Regions from separate parts of the Homo sapiens genome. Here region 2 is linked to region 1. Evidence: chromatin contacts called from ENCODE Hi-C or POLR2A ChIA-PET data. All regions are on one chromosome and are shown on one strand. The core of a region is the stretch at or near the end of the contact, and the rest is flanking DNA. Distances in the headings are between cores, read along the strand shown.

Region 1 (2,844 bases), core at 80-2,579:
GAGACAGCTCTTGGTACGTTGCCAGGCTAGTCTTGAACACCTGGCTTCAAGCAATCCATCCGCCTCAGCCTCCCGAACTGTTGGGATTACAGGTGTGAGCCAGTGTGCCCAGCCCCAAATATTTAAATAATTTTCAATTTTTTTTTTTTTGAGACAGAGTATCACTCTGTCTCCCAGGCTGGAGTGCAGTGGCATGAGCTCGGCTCACTGCAACTTCTGCCTCCCAGGTTCAAGCGATTCTTATATCTCAGTCTCCCATATGCCACCACGCCTGGCTAATTTTTGTATTTTTAGTAGAGACAGGGTTTTATCATGTTGGCCAGGCTGGTCTTGAACTCCTGACCTCAAGTGATCCGCCCTCCTCATCTCCCAAAGTGCTGGGATTACAGGCATGAGCCACTGTGCCTGGCCATATTAATTGATTTCTTAAACTATACTGTTTCTGATGATGGCACAGACTCTGAGGAAGAAAAACTAAGTTTTACTGAGCATCTATCATATGCATTAGGTACTTTATATATACCCTCCCTTTAACTTTCCAAAATAACATTAGGAGAGAAACCCTACTGTCTGCATTTTACAGAAAAGGAAATCAAGGCTCCAGAGAAATTAAATAAGTTCCCTGAGCTTACACAGATAATAAATGGTAGAAAGAAGATGTGAATGCATGGCTGTGGAACCCCATGACTTCCCTTTTTCCCAGTGTATGTAAGAACCTGAGATCCTTCCCATTCTCACCTGATTTACAAGCACATCCCCTATCCTCTTGATGAGAAAGTTCTTTTCACTTTTATCCACCAGAGACTCCTTCTTCCGCTCCAGAATCCTCTGGAAGAATTGGCTATGGATACTGATCAGCTCATCCAAACAGGGGAACAGCTTTTCTACCATCTGCTGCTCAAAAAGCAGATCCGCCATCATCCCCTGGCTGTACACACCACTCATGATCTTGAGAGTGCGGACATGATGAAACTCTGTCTGCATCAACTCTAAAAGGAGGAAAAAGATCAAGTGTCAGGAACACTCTTTTATAAGCATTCGCCCTCAAAGATCATCTGCTGCAGTCCCAAAGCTAGTTTAGAGCCCAATTTGAACCTTAAAATTGGGTCAACAGCTATCTTTCCCCTAAAAGTGTTCTCGTTTTTTTGTTTTTTTGTTTTTTTTTTAAGACAGGTTCTGGCTCTGTCACCCAGGCTGAAGTGCAGGCTGAAGTCATGGCTCATTGCAGCCTCAACCTCCTGGGCTCAAGCGATCTTTCTGCTTTAGCCTCTCGAGCAGCTGGGGCTGCAGGTACATGCCATCACGCCTGGCTGATTTTTGTATTTTTTATAGAAATGGGGTTTCACTATGTTCCCAGGCTAGTCTTGAACTCTGGGCTCGAGTGATCCACCCGCCTCAGCCTCCCAGAGTGCTGGGATTACAGGTATGAGCCGCTGAGCCTGGTCAAGTGTTTTCGTCTTATTCCTCTATTTTTCACGTGTCCTATTTTCTGATAATAGGTACCCCGGATTCCATCAGTCTTAAATTATGACTTCCAAAGAGGTCTTCACTGGATTCAGCACCTGTCGTAACTGACTGTATACCCAGTTCTCAGAAATGACTTGTGTTTAGTCTAGTTTTTAGTGTAGGTAAGGAAAAAAACTGAGATATCTCTTTCTAGGACTGCTGTATAAATAAGTACTCACATATAAGTACAATGTTCAGTAGAACTGAAAACAGAAGAGTGGGGCAAAAAGGAGATAGGATACCAACAGGACCACGTCTCTGTACCTTAAAGTTTTTAAAGGAAATCTTTTCAAGAAGCCACATACTAAAAAACTGATTTTTCATAGTCCAACAAATTACTGCTTAAAAATGCTGGACAATGGAAATCAAATATAATCAGAGCAAAATGAAGACTCTCACCATATATTACTTCTTGCCGTTTGACCACATCTTTCTTTTGCTGTTTTAGAAACTTGCTGTCTATTATCCGACTCCAAGACTCTGCTTCCAGCTGTTTGGACTCAATCTCAAAGTCTCCCAGTAGTTGTCCTTCATTCATGTCTGTACCTACTCCTCAATATATCAAAAAATCAATATCAGAATCAGGTTTGTGACCTGTAAAATAAGCCTATGTTGGACTTTCCTCAAGATGATAGTTGATTTCATAAGACACATGAATACAGGGGATATTCACAGAGATCATATTCTAGTACCAGAAAAAAATCAATATCCTGTTCAGGAGTGACAGACTCTACATTCGAGACTTAGGTTAACAGTAATAAACATGACATAAATCAAACATGATTAAGACATGACTTCTATCTACACGAAGTTAAGAATTGGAAGGGACCTGGTACCTTTTCATATTTAAGAGAGCAGGCTTACAATTGCTCTGTGAGCTAGAACTGTACATGTAAAAAAGTCTAAGGGAAGGAAAAGATTTGTACTAAAGAGTAGGCCCACATCGAAATAAATGACATCCTTCACTTGACAGCTGCTGGATGAGTCTGATTACGCAGTCATGACAAAGCACTGGACACTTTACTGACAATTTAGAGAATCTTCACGGGATACAGAAGAGGCAGGTACTGTCACTCCATTAAGACTTATGTTCTAGGTAATGACACACACACAGTCCCTACAGAGGCATAAAATAAAGGCCATAACTTCCTCTTACCCTCATCAGTAAGTGATTCTGTTGACTCATTGACCTTGCTGATTTTATTTAGTGAGTCTGTTGAATGAGACAGGAATTTCCAGGTGTTTGACATGTTCTCATCATTGCCAACTCTGGGGACAAAAGAAAAATACATACTGTCAAATACATTCTGATAACCTATGGCTTGCATTCTTAAATGA
Region 2 (2,756 bases), core at 125-2,624, 260 kb after region 1:
GACTCAATGCAACACACTAAGGAAAACAAATATTTAGAAAGAAGCCAGACAGGAACAAGAAAGGCTGGAGTGATAGAAGCCATTAAGGAGGAGACTATTCCAGCAACACAGTAAGATTGATGCTTATAATTTAATGATGGCACCAAGTTGTCACGGAAAACTTAAGCTGTTAAGTAATTTATTAAAGTATATAATGTTTTTTAAGAAACATTTATCCAAGATGCTTAAAATAAAGTTTTCAGGAGGGAAAATCTTCAGTTGTAAAAACTGCCATTCAAAATGATCACCCTAAGTTTCAACGCAGTAGAAATCTGTCTAATACGTATTAGGTATTAAAAATCAAACATTTACAAATAACTGTGTCTACAAGGATTTTATTTATACTATTAAAATCTGGAAATAATCTATATAACATTAGGAGAATGATTATTTTAATATATAAATTAGAGCTATGAGAGGAACTTAATAGCATGTACAAATGCTTAATCAATGTAAAGTGATAACTAAAATACAGATGTGTTGCACTCCATACATATATAGTAAAAAAAAAAAAAAACAAAAAACAAAAAATACAAAAAAAGAGAAAAAAAGAAAGGGGAAGACTCAAATGTTCATAGTGATTATTCCTAGAAATTACAATTATGGGTAATTTTCATTTTTCTACTTTATATTCTAAAGTTTCCATAAGTTAAGGTCTACATATTTCAGAATTTCCGTAACAAACATGTATTACTAAAAATCAGAAAAACTGGAATATCTATTTTTAAGGGATAATTAAAAGTTAGTATTTTCAACTTTTTTTTTTTTTTTTGAGATGGAGTCTCGCTCTGTCATCAGGCAGGAGTGCAGTGGCGCAATCTCGGCTCACTGCAACCTCTGCTTCCCGGGTTCAAGCAATTCTCCTGCCTCAGCCTCTAGAGTAGGTGGGATTACAGGCGGGCGCCACCACACCCAGCTAATTTTTGTATTTTTAGTAGAGACGGGGTTTCACCATGTTGGTCAGGCTGGTCTCGATTTCGTGACCTCATGATCCACCTGACTTGGCCTCCCAAAGGGCTGGGATTACAGGCATAAGCCACCACACCCGGCCTCTTTATAACTTTTTAAGACAGTGCCTCACCCCTGGAAGAGACCTACTTCTACGGAGCAAACATTCAAATCTCTCTTCGTGAAGCTCTGGCTTAGAAAGGTCAAACAGAATAGTCATTACAATTAAGCAATGTAGTCAACTCAAAATCCTTCTCCACCAAAGGCTTCAGTTGTGTAAAAGATGACAGACATAGTAAGCAAAAGAGCCTAAAGGCAAATTATTTGGTTTGTTACCATGCAACCCGAGGAAACAGCTGTGTCCAAATACAGAGTGACATACAGATCACTCCAAGGAGTCAGGGCTACAACTAGTCGCCAAGGGTGCTGAGCTAGGCGCTCTCCAATCTCCACCTCCTTCTACTATGGCTCCAATTCTGTACACTGCTGAACAGAATCAGTACAGTGCTTCCCAAAAGAAAGGTAGGAAGTGTCTCTCTTCTTAAGAAATCTCCATGGCTTCCTTCACCCTTTAAAAAAGAAAAGTGTTTAAAAGCCGAGATGGTGTTTTCCTTAAAAGAGAATGTGTCCTCTTTATTTCTGGTGGATAATTTCTTATCTTCCAAAGAAGCTGCCACAATGATATATTACGGTAGGCCCTCAATCACCAAAAAAAAGCAGCACTCACTGTGGTGTTAAACAGACCTACACTAGAATTTTAGACATGCCTCTTACTATTTTAGATGTGTTACTTTTTAAAAACTGATTTAAAAATACAAATGCAGAATATATTATTTCTATGAGGTCTGGGGCAATTCATTCAACCTTCACTTTACAGGTTCAAGTTACTGATCAGAAAAAAGGGGATCATGTCCTCTTTGTAACACTGTGGGGAAGTATACAAGAAAACGTAACTAGAATGTCTCGCTACAGTTGGTGCCTGACTCACAGTAGATAATAAACTATAGTCATTACTGTTATTGTATTGAATGGACTGAGGAATACTTCTCCAAATCCACAACCTCATGAAATTTTTAGAGAAGGTTCATGATCTCAACAAGAACGTATAGTAATAATTTTACATGAGATGAGTAGACCCATGTTGGAGAGAAAAGCTGTCAACATGAGCTATAAGGAAATAGAAAGTGGATCAAGACCATCCTGGCTAACACGGTGAAACCCCATCTCTACTAAAAATATAAAAAATTAGCCAAGCGTGGTGGCGGGCGCCTGTAGTCCCAGCTACTCGGGAGGCTGAGGCAGAAGAATGGTGTGAACCCGGGAGGCCACAGTTTGCAGTGAGCCAAGATTGCGCCACTGCACTCCAGCCCGGGCGACAGAGCAAGACTCTGTCTCAAAAAAAAAAAAAAAAACAGAAAGTGGGCTACTCTGGGAACACTGCCTTTGGGGTAGCCCTGCTCTGCAAGGAACAGTAAAAAAATAAAATTAAATTAAAAAATAAAATTTTTTAAAAAGAAGAAAACAGAAAAGTGAGAGCAGTGGGTGTCCCCATAGAGACTGCAGCAGTGCAGTCCTTATTATTTGGATTCTGATTAAGAAGAAGAAGTCAGGATTGATTTTCATTTCTAACACCTTATTAACAGTCATCCTCAATTCAAAGCAGAAAGGTCTGTTTAACTAAAAATGTTCAGTGTATATATCCAAGTGACTAAACAATTAAACACCTCTGATTTTGCTTACAAGAAGAAGAATGAATTTGCAGAAGTTTA

The links. A loop is a pair of places that touch in the nucleus more often than their neighbours do. ChIA-PET counts read pairs that join two places held with the same protein, here RNA polymerase II (POLR2A). Pooled maps may share reads with other maps.
Region 2: a loop to region 1 is called in a pooled map, with 2.7 times the contacts of the local background. The contact joins two enhancer-like sites. A Hi-C loop is called at or near these places in 2 of 37 single-sample maps with no recorded cell type and 6 of 50 pooled maps. POLR2A ChIA-PET finds 5 or more read pairs at or near these places in 3 of 52 experiments (GM10248, GM12878 and OCI-LY7).

What each region holds. Positions count from the first base shown.
Region 1 is chr15:85,717,221-85,720,064 of GRCh38, reverse strand. It overlaps AKAP13 (A-kinase anchoring protein 13), which reads right to left. Exons shown (of 37, transcript NM_007200.5): 21 at 2,663-2,775; 22 at 1,906-2,058; 23 at 739-989. Among named protein-coding and RNA genes, the nearest start is that of LINC02883, 40 kb to the left of the region's middle. Within about 2 kb of position 1,329, at least 2 of the 41 ENCODE cell types and tissues checked have a DNase peak (open chromatin) inside an H3K27ac peak, as active enhancers do; they include OCI-LY7, where a contact is called at or near this core.
Region 2 is chr15:85,456,194-85,458,949 of GRCh38, reverse strand. The region is part of intron 1 of AKAP13 (A-kinase anchoring protein 13); the gene reads right to left. Among named protein-coding and RNA genes, the nearest start is that of AKAP13, 77 kb to the right of the region's middle. Within about 2 kb of position 1,374, at least 5 of the 41 ENCODE cell types and tissues checked have a DNase peak (open chromatin) inside an H3K27ac peak, as active enhancers do; they include OCI-LY7, where a contact is called at or near this core.